Linked DNA regions of Homo sapiens: region 1 is linked to region 2. A link is a loop called in an ENCODE intact Hi-C map of the cell type or tissue named here. Cell type or tissue: PC-3. All regions are shown on one strand. Links, peaks and the distances in the headings refer to the core of each region. The heading gives the core; the rest is flanking DNA.

The links. Peaks named below come from ENCODE experiments on the same cell type or tissue, not always from the same donor. Only the 100,000 strongest peaks of a DNase experiment are listed, where the experiment ranks them.
Region 1: a loop joins it to region 2, with 2.9 times the contacts of the local background. A loop is called at or near these places in 9 of 110 quality-filtered maps.

Annotation. Positions count from the first base shown.
Region 1 is chr18:59,713,866-59,721,709 of GRCh38, reverse strand. No RefSeq gene overlaps it. Among named protein-coding and RNA genes, the nearest start is that of CCBE1, 20 kb to the right of the region's middle. In PC-3, for the core only: no CTCF peak of the experiment used is centred there; a DNase peak (open chromatin) is centred at 3,399; H3K27ac peaks cover 1,772 bases.
Region 2 is chr18:59,778,432-59,786,275 of GRCh38, reverse strand. It overlaps the pseudogene GLUD1P4. Among named protein-coding and RNA genes, the nearest start is that of CCBE1, 85 kb to the right of the region's middle. RefSeq lists an enhancer at 3,065-3,124. In PC-3, for the core only: a CTCF peak has its summit at 3,026 (motif pointing left); a DNase peak (open chromatin) is centred at 2,955.

The sequences.
Region 1 (7,844 bases), core at 2,355-4,854, 65 kb after region 2:
TTCTGAGAGCACGGCATCTCTACATAGGATGGTCACAACATTCTTAAGGTAACCTCCTGAGTTAATTACTGTTTTCTCTGGGTATTTTCCAACTTTCTCTGAGTTTCAACATTAGTGATATGATGCAGGATAACAGCATTGTGTGATATAGGAAGATATATGGCCAGAAGGGACAGATTTTTCTAACTCTTCTTACAATCTGAGATTTGGCTAATTAAGCCCATCTCAGTTGCAAATGAGCCAAAGGAGAAGATCTTTCCCAGAATATGGCTTGATTAGAAAAGTCTGCCCCAGTGTATTTCAGCTGCAGGCCAACCAGCAATGTCCTGAATCACCAAAGAGAGCGTCAATCATGGGCTTCCTCCTATTGCTCTCCTTGATAAGTAGTTATTGCCCACAGCAGCTTTCAGAAAGCAGTTATGGATACCCCAAAGCTCATTTATTGACTGTCACGTAATAAGTCAGTTACACACAGACACTGTCTATTGCTGAATTGTACATGCTTTATTCAACCAACTGTGCTTATGGAATACCCCTGGTAGTATGAAAAAAATGTGTAGCATGTAAAATAAGCTCACTGGTGAGACAGATTTATAAAACACTCAGAACAAATTCATCAAAGAAGACACTTAAAAAGGTTAGGATTAATCTTAAGATATTTTTTAAAAATTTTTAAATATATTTTTTCTTCATTCAGGACTGTTGTTTTGTTTTGTTTTGTTTTGTTTTGTTTGAGACGGAATCTCACTTTGTTGCCCAGGCTGGAGTGCAGTGGTGCGATCTCGGCTCATTGCAACTTCTGCCACCTGGGATTCAAACGATTCTCCTGCCTCAGCCTCCTGAGTAGCTGGGATTACAGGCACCCCGCCACCACACCCGGCTAATTTTTATATTTTTAATAGAGACAGGTTTTCATCATGTTGGCCAGACTGGTCTTGAACTCCTGACCTCAGGTGATCCGCCTGCCTCGGCTTCCCAAAGTGCTGGGATTACAGGCATGTACCACTGCACCTGGCAACATTTTAAATTGTTAATATGCCTCTCCGTAGAATTGTTAATTGCTACCATGTAAACGTTATTGAATTAATTGCCCCATTCTTAAAGTAGGCACATCATTTTCTAAGATAAAAATCTGAAACAAAAATAACCAAGTGACTTTCTATGATCCTAAAGGGTTGGATAAAATTAGGATGCTTGTTTATAATTTCTGTTGTCACTAAGTGCACACTCACGGAAACATATACACTGTGTGTTTGCTGAGCACATTTTTATATGCCCAGTGCTCTGTCCTATAGGACTTTCATGTATTATCTAACTTGCAGTAGCTTTATGTTGTGGGAATTATTGTCATTCCCATTTTAAAGATGAGGAAATTGAGGACTAGACGGGTTAATTTATCTATGGCCCAAGCTAGTAAGTGGTACAACATGGATATGAACCTACGGGGGCAGTGCCAGAACCTGAGTTCTTCCTAGGTCGTTTATTCTCATTTCTCTAAAAATAATCCTTAATCTGTCTCTTCTGTCCTTGTTGAAGACATTCTGTGGCTGTGGCTGCAGCCAATGCGCATTCCAGAATTTATCACTGATTCAGGGTGAGCTTAGTTGTGTGAACAGTAAATTTATGGATCCAGGATGCTGGAAGCAGCACCACCTTGGATCAGAACAATTCATCCCTGTCATTGCCTTTGTTATAGGTTTCCCATGATGTCACTGCTGAAGGCAGGGTATAGACTGAAAGGGTTGGCATCCCCTGAAGCAAAGGCTCAGACAGGTTTGTGCAATGGGGCCATTGCTCCCTAGCCCATCCTCAGAAGGCCAAGACTCCTCTAAATTGAATGCAGGTTGGGGGTGTCAGGGGTGCCAAGTAACTCCCTCGAATTCCTCCCAGCTCACATGAGCTGTTATTCTTCCTGTGGAAAGTAACCACTGCAAGCATTCAGTATGAGAATGAGGATTCTGTGAGATTATAAATAACATCCCCGTTCCTCCACTCCCCATGAGCATATTCCAGGAAAACATTTTGGGAGCCTAGAGGAAGATGAGTAACTAGAAGCAACTTTGGCCAGCTGTGACTATGGCCAAAGCATGCATTTTGAGGTTAGAGTGCTGTGGTTTAACTCTGCCACAGTGAGCTGCTGTGAGGACCACTGTTCCTCTCTGATTTGTTTCTGAAATTTATCATTTGCATACAGAAACACTCTCCGCAAAAAGCAAAAATAAAATCAAATAAAGAAATAGCCGACTCTCTTGATTGAATTATATGAGGTATTAGGGAGCTGCCGGGATAGCCCTCCTGATGGGAATGAGAGGGATGGGGAAGAAGGGCTTACTAACATCATCACCATTGCTCACATTGTTTGTCAAGGCTTTCTCGTGATGTTTTATCGGGGACAGGGGATGACATTCAGGCTCAAGGACTTGTTGGCCATGAAGAATGGGGGAGGGCGCTGTTCCTTTCCTATACTCACAAGAGGTTTCTGCTACTTTGATCCTTAAAAGTGAGGCCATAGCCCCCCACAAAGCAGTGCTGCCTGCAAAGAGGCATGTTCAGTGCTGAGCGCACAGACATCTCCTTCCCACCCAGTCCTGGGCTCTCTGCTCCCCATCGCCTCTGGCAGACCTCACTCTGATTACAGTAACTTCCCAGCGGGGACCAGGCCACCTCCAACAATCACAGCACCTCATTAAACCATCGCTTCTAACCTCCTCTCCCACTCCGCCTTCTGGCAGGACTGTGCCAATAGGGAAAGCCTCTGATGGATTTTTAATTCTATTTCCTTTCCCTCCCTTAGACTGGGAAGGTCTAGTGAGGTAACTGAGCAGTGAAGAGTTTCAGGGAGAGCTGGAATCTAAGGGTCTAGAAACCCACAAGCTGTTCATGATGTGAATAATCAACTATTGACTGAGCCATGAGCACTGACCCAGATTCATGGAGAGGGGACAGAATCCCAAGCCTGGGTATGTCTGTGAGGGTGTTTCCTGCGGAGAGTCTCATCCTAGCGCTGGCTGCAGTCTGGACCATTAGCCCTTATCTTCAGATGCTTCTGCTTAGCACTCTGCCCACCCAGTGAGCCAGCTCTCACAGCTCCTGCCTGGCTGGGGTCAGTATTCTGCCTAGCTTGCTACCTCTTTCTATCTCTGTGGTTTTGTTAAGTCTTTTATCTTAGGGCATCTACACACCCAGACAGCCTCCTGCTATTTGCATTTTTTTCTCAGGAAAGCCAGCTATAGCTTCTGAAGATTTCAGAAGCTGGGTCAATAGAAGAGAACCAGAAAATCAAAAACAGAAGGCAAAGCAAGGCAGCTGACCTATGCTACAGCCTCCAGCACAGCTGAGGGGAATTGGGTGTGGCAGTGACCCACTGATCTGGAATGTTGGGTACCAACCCTCAGTTTTCATACCCAGAGCAGCTGGTCTTCCTTACTACAACAACGACGATGATGATAGTGATGACTAAGACGATGAATATGATAAGACTTTGCAAATAGCTTCATAAATGACATGTGAAATGAATGTAATCTAATCCTTTCCTTCAACCAGGGTGGAATCATTTAACAAGTAGGAGATGTACATCTGTGATGGCTAACTTTATTTTTATTTTTTGAGTCTCACTCTGTTGCCCAGGTTGGAGTGCAGTGGTGTGATCTTGGCTCACTGCAACCTCTGCCTCCCAGGTTCAAGCGATCCTCCCACTTCAGCCTCCCTAGTAGCTAGGTCTACAGCATGCACCACCATGCCTGGCTAATTTTTGTATATTTTGTGGAGATGGGCGTCTCCCTATGTTGCCCAGGCTGGTCTCAAACTCCTGGGCTCAAGTAATCCTCCCGCCTTGGCCTCCCAAAGGGCTGGGATTACAGGTGTGAGCCACTGTGCCTGGCCTGTGATGGTTGCCCTCAGGGGTCTCCTTGAATGGATTAAGGAATGCCTAAAAACCTGGCAACGCATTATTTCTGGGTATGTCTGTGAGGATGTTTCCTGCGGAGATTAGCACATGAGTCTGAGTGGATTCAGTGGGAAAGATCTGCCCTCAATGTGAATGGGTGTCATCCTCTCTGCCAGGGGACCCAGAAAGAACCAAAACAAAGGAAAGGCGAATGTGTCTGTCTCCTGGAGCTGGGAGACACTCTTCCTCTCCTGTCCTTGGACATCAGAACTCCAGCTGCTCCAGCCTTTCAACTCTAGAACCTACACCAGTGGCCTCCTGCATTCTCAGGCCTTTGGCCTTGGACTGAGAATTACACTATTGGTTTCCCTGCTTCTGAGGCTTTCCAAGTTAGACTGAGCCATGCTACTGACATCTCAGGATCTCCAGATTGTAGACAGCCTGTCGTGGGATATCTCAGCCTCTATAATCACATGAGCCAGTTCCCCTAGTAAATCCCCTCTCATATATCTGTATGCTGTATATATCCTATTGGTTCTGTCTCTCTGGAGAACCCGAATACAACATCCTACAAGAATGCCATAATGCACTAAATAGATCCCTTTTATTCATTATTCAACAATCATTTGTTGGGAATGTATTATATACAAGGCTTAAATGAAATATTCAAAGATATATAATGGGCCAGGCGCAGTGGCTCACGCCTGTAATCCCAGCATTTTGGGAGGCCGAGGCGGGTGGATCACTGGAGGTCAGGAGTTCGAGACCAGCCTGACCAACACGGTGAAACCCCGTCTCTACTAAAAAATACAAAAATTAGCTGGGTGTGATGGCGGGCGCCTGTAACCCCAGCTACTCCGGAGGCTGAGGCAGGAGAATCACTTGAATCTGGGAGGCACAGGTTGCAGTGAGCTGAGATCGTGCCATTGCACTGCAGCCTGGGAGACAGAGGGAGACTCTGTCTCAAAAAACAAACAAACAAACAAACATAAAGATATAAAAGGTTCCTTGCTTTTAAGTCTTTTTTTTTTTTTTTGAGACGAAATCTTGCTCTGTCACCCAGTTTGGAGTGCAATGACATGATCTTGGCTCACTGCAACCTACGACTTCCAGGTTCAAGTGATTCTTCTGTCTCAGCCTCCCAAGTAGCTGGGATTACAGGTGTGTACTACCACACCTGGCTAATTTTTTGTAATTTTAGTAGAGATGGGGTTTCACCATGTTGGACAGGCTGGTCTCGAACTCCTGACCTCAAGTGATCCACCTGCCTTGGCCTCCCAAAGTGCTGGAATTACAGGCATGAGCCACTGTGCCCAGCTCGCTTTTAAGTCTTAAACTTGGGCTTCAGGCTCTAGGCAAATCCTGAGTGGTCCTGAAATTTTTCTTGTAAATAATGTCCTCCTTTTGTTTGCATGCACATCCCTAACCCCCGCGCGCACCTGAAGTTGTTTTCTGGCTCTAGTAACGGCTGCAATCATTCATTTCCACCTGCTCACCAAGATCCCCCCTCAGATCTATGCATTTGCAAGATGGTAGCCTGGAATTCTGCACACAGCCTGTGGCCATGGAGCTCACCAGGCTGCCTGGCTCCTACCAGACTGCTCTTAGAATACCAGGGCCATAAATCACCCAACTTGGCTAACTAACTGTGAGTGGCAAGAAATCACTGAAGGACATCGTATGGAATGAACCTCTGATTCATTTCCTCTTTCCTTAAGGGAACCCTATGACTCTTTTGCAGGCAAAGCACAGGCTGCCCTGCTGGCTAACTGAGGTCACTAAGAATCTTTAAGGGTTTTAGGGAGACAGAACCTATCAGTGAAATGGTGGTGAGAGACTCAAAGGAGGTTTCTGTAGGGAAAGTAGCCTAGACAGTGACTCTCTGTGCTAAATAGACTTTAGATTTGTAAAAAGAGAGCCAGCCAGATGGGGTAGTGGCTGAGCACGTGCTCATCCAGGTCAGAGAGCCTGTTTCTGATTCCAGGCCCCACCACCTACTGGCCGTGGGGCTTCGGGCAAATGATGTTCCTTCCCATGCCTCAGTTTTCTCACCTAGAAAATGGGGATAGGCTTATTGTAAGGACTGGATGATGTAACACCAGCGAATCACCGAGAACAGTGCTTGGGATGGAGTGACCAGTCCATAAAGGATTGCCAGAATTGCTACTGAGGCATGATGGTGCACAAGCTCAACCTTGATAGTGATACCAGGAGGCTCGTGTTCTCCCCAGGAGCACATCAACGTCATAAGGCCGTGAAGAATGTGCAGACCATCCTCAGTCCAGCAGCAGCACACCAGCCTGGCAATAGATAGTGCTATCACAAACAGCATAATAGCCTTTTCAGGGACATCCAGACAGCTGCAGGGAAAAGGCCCTTCTCATGAGAAAAAATAAGGTGATAAGTGCTTGGGGAAAAGATTTTCAAATGTGTTTTGGTCTCAGTTTAATCTCGGGGAAAACAAATTTGTTTCTTTACATGGAGATTTCTTATACCAAAGTTCCCCTTACAGGATTGACAGCATTTTGAAAGCTTATGCTAAGTCTTGCTGTTTTCCTTAAATCCCCTAAACTGCTACTCTAAGTTTTCTTAATCTTGACCTTGGATTTCAGGGAATTCAGGCTAAAAGAAAAATAAAGCCGGCCTCAAAATAGTTACTGTGGGCTACAAGTTTCATAACATTGGGGAAGCATCCTATCAATGAGCTGGAGCAACTTTCACACTTTTCACAACTGTCTGGATTCGCAGAGAGGTGGTCCAGTGCTGCCGGATGGGTGGGGTTTCCATGGCAACGACACAGCTCGGCTCACTCTGATTTATTATTTGCTCACAGTATTGAGAACAACAGTTTGACCTTAAGACAAAGAAAATAGTTTTTCTAAGGATTGTTTAGTTTAGGTAGTTTAAACCACTTGCCTTCTGACCCTTTTCTTTGAGACTTGATTGAATGTTGATAGTGTTTTTGCATGAAGTGAGAAATAAATAAATACAGAGCCACGGAGCTGTCACCAATGGTACAGCAGCTCCTCAGAGTCATGGGGGTTTGGGGCTTTGAGGTCAAATGCAGGAATCTCCCATTACAGTAGTCTTTTTCAGGATGTTGGGCTTTAGTGCATGCAGGGGAGGGGAAGGAACATGGTATGCCTGGATTCTTGCGGTGGTGATTTTGAGAGATGACAGCGTGCTGGCAGTCCTCAGAGCCCTCGCTTGCTCTTGGCACCTCCTCTGCCTGGGCTCCCACTTTGGCGGCATTTGAGGAACCCTTCAGCCCACCACTGCACTGTGGGAGCCCCTTTCTGGGCTGGCCAAGGCTGGAGCCCACTCCCTCAGCTTGCAGGGAGGTGTGGAGGGAGAGGCGCGAGCGGGAACCAGGGCTGCGTGCAGCGCTTGTGGGCCAGCTGGAGTTCCGGGTGGGCATGGGCTTGGCGGGCCTGCACTCGGAGCAGCCGGCCGGCCCTGCCGGCCCCGGGCAGTGAGGGACTTGGCACCCGGGCCAGCGGCTGTGGAGGGTGTACTGGGTCCCCCAGCAGTGCCGGCCCACCGGCGCTGTGATCGATTTCTCGCCGGACCTTAGCTGCTTTCCCGCGGGGCAGGGCTCGGGACCTGCAGCCCGCCATGCCTGAGCCTCCTACCCACTCCATGGGCTCCTGTGCTGCCCCAGCCTCCCTGACGAGCACCACCCCCTGCTCCACGGCGCCCAGTCCCATCGACCACCCAAGGGCTGAGGAGTGCAAGCGCACGGCACGGGACTGGCAGGCAGCTCCACCTGCAGCCCCGGTGCGGGATCCACTAGGTGAAGCCAGCTGGGCTCCTGAGTCTGGTGGGGACGTGGAGAGTCTTTATGTCTAGCTCAGGGATTGTAAACACACCAATCAGCACCCTGTGTTTAGCTCAAGGTTCGTGAGTGCACCAATTGACACTCTGTATCTAGCTGCTCTGGTGGGGCCTCAGAGAACCT
Region 2 (7,844 bases), core at 1,855-4,354:
GCCATCTACTCAGGTGAGAAGCAGATCTCCAAGGCTTTAGGAGGAGATAGTTGTGTACTCTTTTGAAGACGCTCTAGAAACAGAAATCTCAGAAACCTGTGGTGGCTCATTTCTGGGTTTGATTTTCCAAGATCAAGAGATCCAACTGGTTAATTAAAAAGTCTTCTTTAAAATTTTAACTAATTTCTTCTGTTATATCTCAGTGAAGCTGGAGAGAAACTAAGCAATAACTCTTCTCATGAAGCATTCTTTTATACACTTTAAGGCCATAATTAATTATTGCCCTCTCTAGGCAATATAACCTCAATTTCTCTAGACTTCTCTTAATAAGAATCCCTTTTGCACTACCATAATTTTTCTGGATTTGCTTTAATTTTTCATAAAATTTCTAAAATGCAAGGACTATGCCTACTTTGTTGTTACTGCTGTTGTTGTTTCATTTGGAAAGTTATCAGCCTGTGCATCTCATCCCACGGTCAACAAGAGTTTCTGTTTCCTTGAAGGTACTATCAGACATGCCCCACAAAATGTTAAACTTTTTCTTTTTTTTTTTCGAGACAAGGCATTGTTTTATCACCCAGGCCTGGAGTGCAGTGGTACAGTCTTGGCTCACTGCAGCCTCAACCTCCTGGGCTCAAGCGATCTTCCTGCCTCAGTCTCCCAAGTAGCTGGAACTACACATGCCACCATGCCTGACTAATTAAACTTTTTTTTTTTTGAGAAGGAGTTTTGCTCTTGTTGCCCAGGCGGAAGTGCAATGGCTCGATCTCAGCTCACTGCAACCTCTGCCTCCCAGGTTCAAGCGATTCTCCTGCCTCAGCCTCCTGAGTAGCTAGGATTACAGGTGCCTGCCACCACACCCAGTTGATTTTGTATTTTTAGTAGAGCCAGGGTTTCTCCATGTTGGTCAGGCTGGTCTCGAACTCCCGCCCTCAGGTGATCTGCCTGCCTTGGCCTCCCAAAGTGCTGCGATTACAGGTGTGAGCCACCGTGCCCGGCAATAATTAAACTTTTAAATAAAATAAAATTGAATATCATTCTCTTTTTTGAGCTTCCCTGAAACTTGCCAAGGTCCTCTAGTATAAAGGTGCAAACTTGGAAGTAGATATCATGTTTATTTTTATATTCACAGCACTTAGCACAACATCTTGCCTATAATAGGTGTTCATAAAAATGCTTGTTGACTAATGGGTGGTGAAGAATGGCCATTTCGGCCCAAACCATCTTTGTCACTTGTTATATTTCCCATAACTCCCAACATTCATATTAATAAACAGACAAAATGTGTGCTCCAAACTAGTGCGATTTATTCCCACTGTTTACTCAGAGCTTAATCTCTTGTCACATTTTTGAGTTGGCATTTTAAGCACAAGGATTACATGTTAAGGATGGTTTTCTTGCATGAAAGCCAGTGCTGTTTGGGAAGGTCAGTTGTGAGGAAATTTGAGACTGTGACCGTATTTGAGCAAAGGTTTTTAAAAATCACATTATCAAAGGGTGACTGTCATCCCCTGAGATAAGAAGCAGCTATCTAAGTCTTTGCAAGTGGATAGTTGAATATTCTTTTGAAAGTTTTCTAGAGATACAGAAACAACAGAAACTGCTTTGGGGATGAAAAAAATTAGCACAAATATTAACAGAAATGCTGTAAAAATGAGTGCTGTAAGGATCACGATTTTAGATTTGTGACCTCCTTACTGAGGTCCTTTTCCCCTTTGGGGGTAGGGGTGGCTGAATGGTCAAATGCATATACTTAACCTACAGACTCCGCTTCTGAGGATGGCAGTTTGCAGGTTTCCTGCCATCTACCAGTGTATTCAAACCTCAAACCATCCACTTTCCCCTTTAAAACTTCATTGTGGGTATTCTAAAAATAAGATATATTCTCTTATATAACCATAGCACAGTTATCAACTTCAGGAAATTTAATTTAATTTTTTTTTTTTTTTTGAGACAGAGTTTCACTCTTGGTTGCCCAGGCTGGAGTTTAATGGCATGATCTCGGCTCACTGCAACCTCCACCTCCCAGGTTTAGGCAATTCTCCTGCCTCAGCCTCCCGAGTAGCTGTTATTACAGGCACCCGCTACCACACTTGGCTAATTTTTGTATTTTTAGTAGAGATGGGGTTTCACCATGTTGACCAGGCTGGTCTTGAACTCCTGACCTCAGGTGATCTGCCTGCCTCAGCTTCCCAAAGAGCTGGGATTACAGGTGTGAGCCACCGTGCCCAGCCAGGAAATTTAATATTAATTTCATTATGTTATCTAATCTATAATTCATGTTCGAATATTATCCACTGTCCCCATAATGCCCATCAGAGCATTGTTTTTCCTTCCCTCCAGAATCCAGTCGAGAGCCACAGTTTGCATCTAGTTGTCATTTAATCTCCTCTACTCTCAAATGGTTTCCCAGCCTCTCTTTATCTTTTATGACATTGATAATTTACAAATTATCAATTTGTAAAATTGATTGAAAGTTCCTCAGTTTGGGTTTGTCTGGTGTTTCCTCATGATTACATCTAGGTAGATTTTGAGGGCTTTTCCGTGAAAAGCCAAAAATCACAGATTCTTCCAATGTTTTCCCATTTCATTCAGAATGAAATGGGCACACTTTACCAAGCCCTGCAAGTCCCCGTGAGGCCTGTCTTTTTAGCCTCCTCCCGACCGGACTCTGGCTCACTCAGCCTCTGGGTCTTTGCACCTGCTGTTCCTCTTCCTGGCATGCTCTTCGTTCAGGGTCTTCGCCTGTCTCACTCCCTTCTTCATTCAGATACATTTCACCACACACTGCATGATCAACTCAGATTCCCATCCCCAGCATTCTTTCAATGTTCAGAGCCCTCCCTTCCTGCCAGACTTCTGACAGCCTGCCTCTTCCTGTCCCTCCCCTAAGAGTGGACGTGTGCGTAACACGGACTAATACTTGCTCTTTGGAACTAGCCTGGTGTCCCTTCAGTGCCATGTCAGGGATGGAGTTTGTAGGTAAAGCACTATTAATTTACAAGACAGTGACATCTAGTGGACCAGCTGGGACCAGCTTTGAGCTAAAGGCTCTTGATACCCCTAACGATCCAAAGACAAAATAAAAAAAACAAAAAAACAACAAAAAGCACCACCTTGATTTCTGGATAGAGTCTAAGGTGAGATCTGGAGAATCTAGTGAGGTTCCTGTGGAGATGTGACGTGGCCATTGATGGGTTAAAGATATCTGAAGATTCAGGTTTCTGTTATGTGTGTGTGATGGTGAGGGGAGTAGAGGGCAGGCCTAATAGGAGAAAAATAAGACACACTGGTGTGTGAGACCACTAAGGCTAGTATAAATTCATTTTTCAAGAGATCAATTTCTCATTCAAAAGGTTATGAACATGAAATTAGTTGTATGCTCTCGCCAAGTGATGGTGATGATTCAAAATTGAAGAATTCATTAAGTGTACTCAGCTAGGGAAAAATTAGTAAAATTTCCTATTTATTTATACTTTGCAATATAAATACAGGCTGGGCATAGTGCCTCATGCCCATAGTCCCAGCTACTCAAGAGGCTGAGATGGGAGGATCGCTTGAGCCCAGGAAGTTGAGGCTGCAGTGAGCCATGATCACACCACTGTGCTCCAGCCTGGGTGACAGAGTGAGACCCTTTCTTTACATAAAAAAATTAAATATAAATATAAATACAGTTGACCCTTGAACAGAGTGGGGTGTTAGGGATGCCAACCCCCCATGCAGTCAAAAATTCAGGTATAGATTTTGGTTCACCAAAAACTTAACTAGTAATAGCCTACTTTTGACGGGAAGCCTTACTGATAATATAACGGTCAATTAACACATATTTTTATGTGTATTATATACTAGATTATTACAATAAAGTAAGCTAGAGAAAAAATGTTAAGAAAATTGAGGAGCAAGAAGAGGAGGCGTTGGTCTCAGGGGTGGCAGAGGTGGGGGAAAAATCTGTGTGTAAGTGGATCCTTGCAGCTCAAACCTGTTATTATTCAAGGGTCAATGGTAAACCAAATGCTTGAATATTGAGACATTACCTAAAAAGCGAGCTTTATTTTTTTTTATTTTTTGAGATGGAGTCTCACCCTCTCACCCAGGCTGGAGTGCAGTGGCACGATCTTGGCTCACTGCAACCTTCGCCGCCCCAGTTCAAGCAACTCTCCTGTCTCAGCCTCCCAAGTAGCTGGGATTACAGGCGACCACCACAACACCTGGCTAATTTTTGTATTTTTAGTAGAGATGGGGTTTCACCATATGGGCCAGGCTAGTTTTGAACTCCTGACCTCAAGTGATCCACCTGCCTTGGCCTCCCAAAGTATTGGGATTACAGATGTGAACCACTGCACCCAGCCAAAAAAGCAAGCTTTAAAATGCAATATAAAGAAATATTTTAATTACAATTACAAATTCAATCAATTTGCATTTCAATGAGTAATGTGCAAGAGTGCAGTTTTCTCATATACCAACAAACTATATTATCAGTCTTTTTTTTTTTTTTTTTTTTTTTTTTGAGGCAGAGTTTCACTCTTGTCGCCCAGGCTGGAGTGCAATGGTGCGATCTCAGCTCACTGCAACCTTCGCCTCCTGGGTTCAAGTGATTCTCCTGCCTCAGCCTCCTGAGTAGCTGGGATTACAGGTGTGCATTACCGTGCCTGGCTAATTTTGTATTTTTAGTAGAGAAGGGGTTCCACCATGTTGTCCAGGCTAGTCTTAAACTCCTGACCTCAAGAGATCCACCCTTCTCAGCATCCCAAAGTGCTGGGATTACAGGTGTGAGCCACCACACCCTGCCGGTCTTTTTGTTACTGATAATTTGATGGATAAAACAAGGCAAAACATAATTTATTTTATTTTTATTTTGCATTCTCTTATTATGGGTGATATTGAGTAATTTTTCATCTGATTTGTTCTCTGTGAATTGTCTCCTTATACTTTACCCAATTTTCTATGATGTTGTTTTTTTCTAATTGGTTGGTAGGAGCTCTTTATATATTAGGTTAGTTTACATTTTGTCTGAGATAAGAGTTACAAATATTGTTTTCCAGTGTATCGTTTGTCTTTCAACTTTGCTGCTTATGATGGTTTTTGCCATGCAAAATGTTCTTTTAATGTTCTTTTTTTTTTTGAGATGGAGTCTCACTCTGTCGCCAGGCTGAAGTGCAGTGGTGAGATCTCGGCTCACTGCATCCTCTGCCTCCCCGTTCAAGCCATTCTCCTGCCTCAGTCTCCCAAGTAGCAGGGACTACAGGCGTGAACCACTACGCCCAGATAATTTTTTTTGTATTTTTCGTAGAGACAGGGTTTCAGCATGTTGGCCAGGATGTTCTTGATCTCTTGACCTCATGATCCACCAGCCTCAGCCTCCCAAAGTGCTGGGATTACAGGCGTGAGCCACCGCACCTGGCCACAAAATGTTGTTATAGTTTAGGTTTTCCTGTTATGCTTAGAAAGGACTTTCCTTTTCTGAGGTTGTAAAACAAAACTATTGTGTAGTTTATTGGAGTACTTTCTTGGATAAGCTTTTCAACTTAAATATTTGATCAGTCTGGAATTTGTAGTGTTGTCACTTTATTTCTCATGTGCTGAATTGTTCTGACATCATTCATTCAATAATGTACCTTTTCCCCATTTAAAATGCCGCTTTTACTAAACTCTAAATTCTTTTGTCTTTTGGGTGGCAGTATAGGTTTGTTTTCCATCCCTGTTGATTTACAGAGATGAGAAGATTTTTTTTGTAAGGTAGACTTTTAATAACTGCTTTTATTACCAGGTTAAGTCATGCAGTTACAAAGTAGTTAGAATTCTGAAAGGGCATTACAGGTTTTTTTTAAGCTCATTTTTGCATATATTATTATTTAGCATTTGACTGGGACACTACTGTTCAAAAGGACCTGGCCAAATAATTCCCAAACAAAACATTCAACCCAAGGTTGTTTTCAACCCACTGTTTGTGCACCTGGGTGCAGAATGCAAAGCCTCTAAAAGAAGAGGACACAAAGTCAGGCTGAGTAGAGGCCATTAGCAAGGGATGTTCAGGGCCAGCCAATCTCCAAACAGGGAACCCACTTTTTTTTTTTTTTTCTGGAACATTCTATTTGAATTATTGTTCAATTAGTCAACCATAGACCTTCAAAAGAGAACAATTTGTTAACATGATAAGGAGGTTACTGCATTCTTTGGACTATGTGTCATAATTATAGTCAGCAAACTCCGACCGTCTTCACAGAAATAGCCCTCCAGCATTTTTGTAGGTATGAAGATAATTTAATTCTCCATAGGGCTTCTTATTTTTGCTGGATAACAATACATGGCTGATAAGCTCTAAATGGTACTGTTTTATGATATAAAAATACTAGCTTTTTAAATTTATTATGTTTGTAGGCATTCACTGCTTGAATCAAGGTTAGGCTTGTTAAGAGATTAAAAGCAATTTTATTACAGCAGCATTACTTATTTTTTTCCAGAAGAATAAAATTAATAAGCAGAAACAGCTTTTATTTTTGTTTGCATCCTGTAAAATTGAGTTATTTTGCTTCAATAACTCATGTGAGGACCATGCCACCTTCTTTTTTTTTTTTGAGACGGAGTCTTGCTCTGTCGCCCAGGCTGGAGTGCAGTGGCGCGATCTCGGCTCACTGCAAGCTCCGCCTCCCAGGTTCTGGGAATTCTCCTGCCTCAGCCTCCCCGAGTAGCTGGGACTACAGGCACCCGCCACACGCCCGGCTAATTTTTTGTTTTTTAAGTACAGATGGGGTTTCACCTTGTTAGCCAGGATGGTCTCAATCTCCTGACCTTATGATCCGCCCGCCTCGGCCTCCCAAAGTGCTGGGATTACAGGCGTGAGTCACTGCGCCCGGCCCCCATGTCACCTTCTGAATATGTGAAAAGTTACAGCACTTCCCAGTCTCGTCCAGAGCAAAGAAGTAAGCATCTGATTGCTCTTGACTGTGCCTTCCCTGGCAACAGTTGCTGACTGTGTTGGGAAGAGCCACAGAGCAAGGCTGCACAGCCAGATGGAAGAGACTTTTCATTTAGAGGCAACACACCTACATGTCTCTCTCTCTGGTGTCAGTGATTTCTACTTTCACCGTCATCAGAGTGTACATGATCCCCTAACCTTAATTACTTTCTTCTTAGGGAGCTGATTTGGATCGATTTGTTAAGAATAGTGTCCATTATCTAATGAGTCAAGAGAGAAGGGGATTTCTGTGGTAACATGTAAACCTGTGGTAGGTCTGCAGAAGTTACAGGTGAAGAGGGTAGCAAGGAAGTCACCCATGAGCCATCTACGTGAAGGTCACTCTGGCTTCATTGTATACTTTGAACACTTTCTCAATGGCGTTGACATAGACGGTGGTCCTCATGTCCAATCCCAGGTTATACCTCATGGCTATGCACAAAATTTGCCTGGCAGAACTCTCCATTGCGTACACCAAGTCAGCATGCATGGTGTCTTTCTCTGATGCACCTGATATCCTGTCTTGGAACTCTGCTGTGGGTATAATGAGAATAGTTCCACTGTGCTTTCCAAATTTTCTTGCTAAATTCTCTTGAACAGATATTAGCAAGTGGTAGTTACACTCCCTTTCATATTTGAAGGTCAAACAGCCATAGCTGACATGATTTAGATTCTTCAGCCACTCAAAGTTGGATGCTGTCTCTCCTTTGGCATTCATGTAGAGATCTGGAATAACCATAATGCTCCTGACTTCATTTCCTCCCTGTCACACACACTCCTAGTTCTCCCATCTTAAAAACTCCGTCTCTGGACCTCACTTTGCCTCCTGCCTCTGCCAACTTCTCTCATTTTTTTTTCCATTAAGAAACCTTCTTGAAACAGTTGTTCA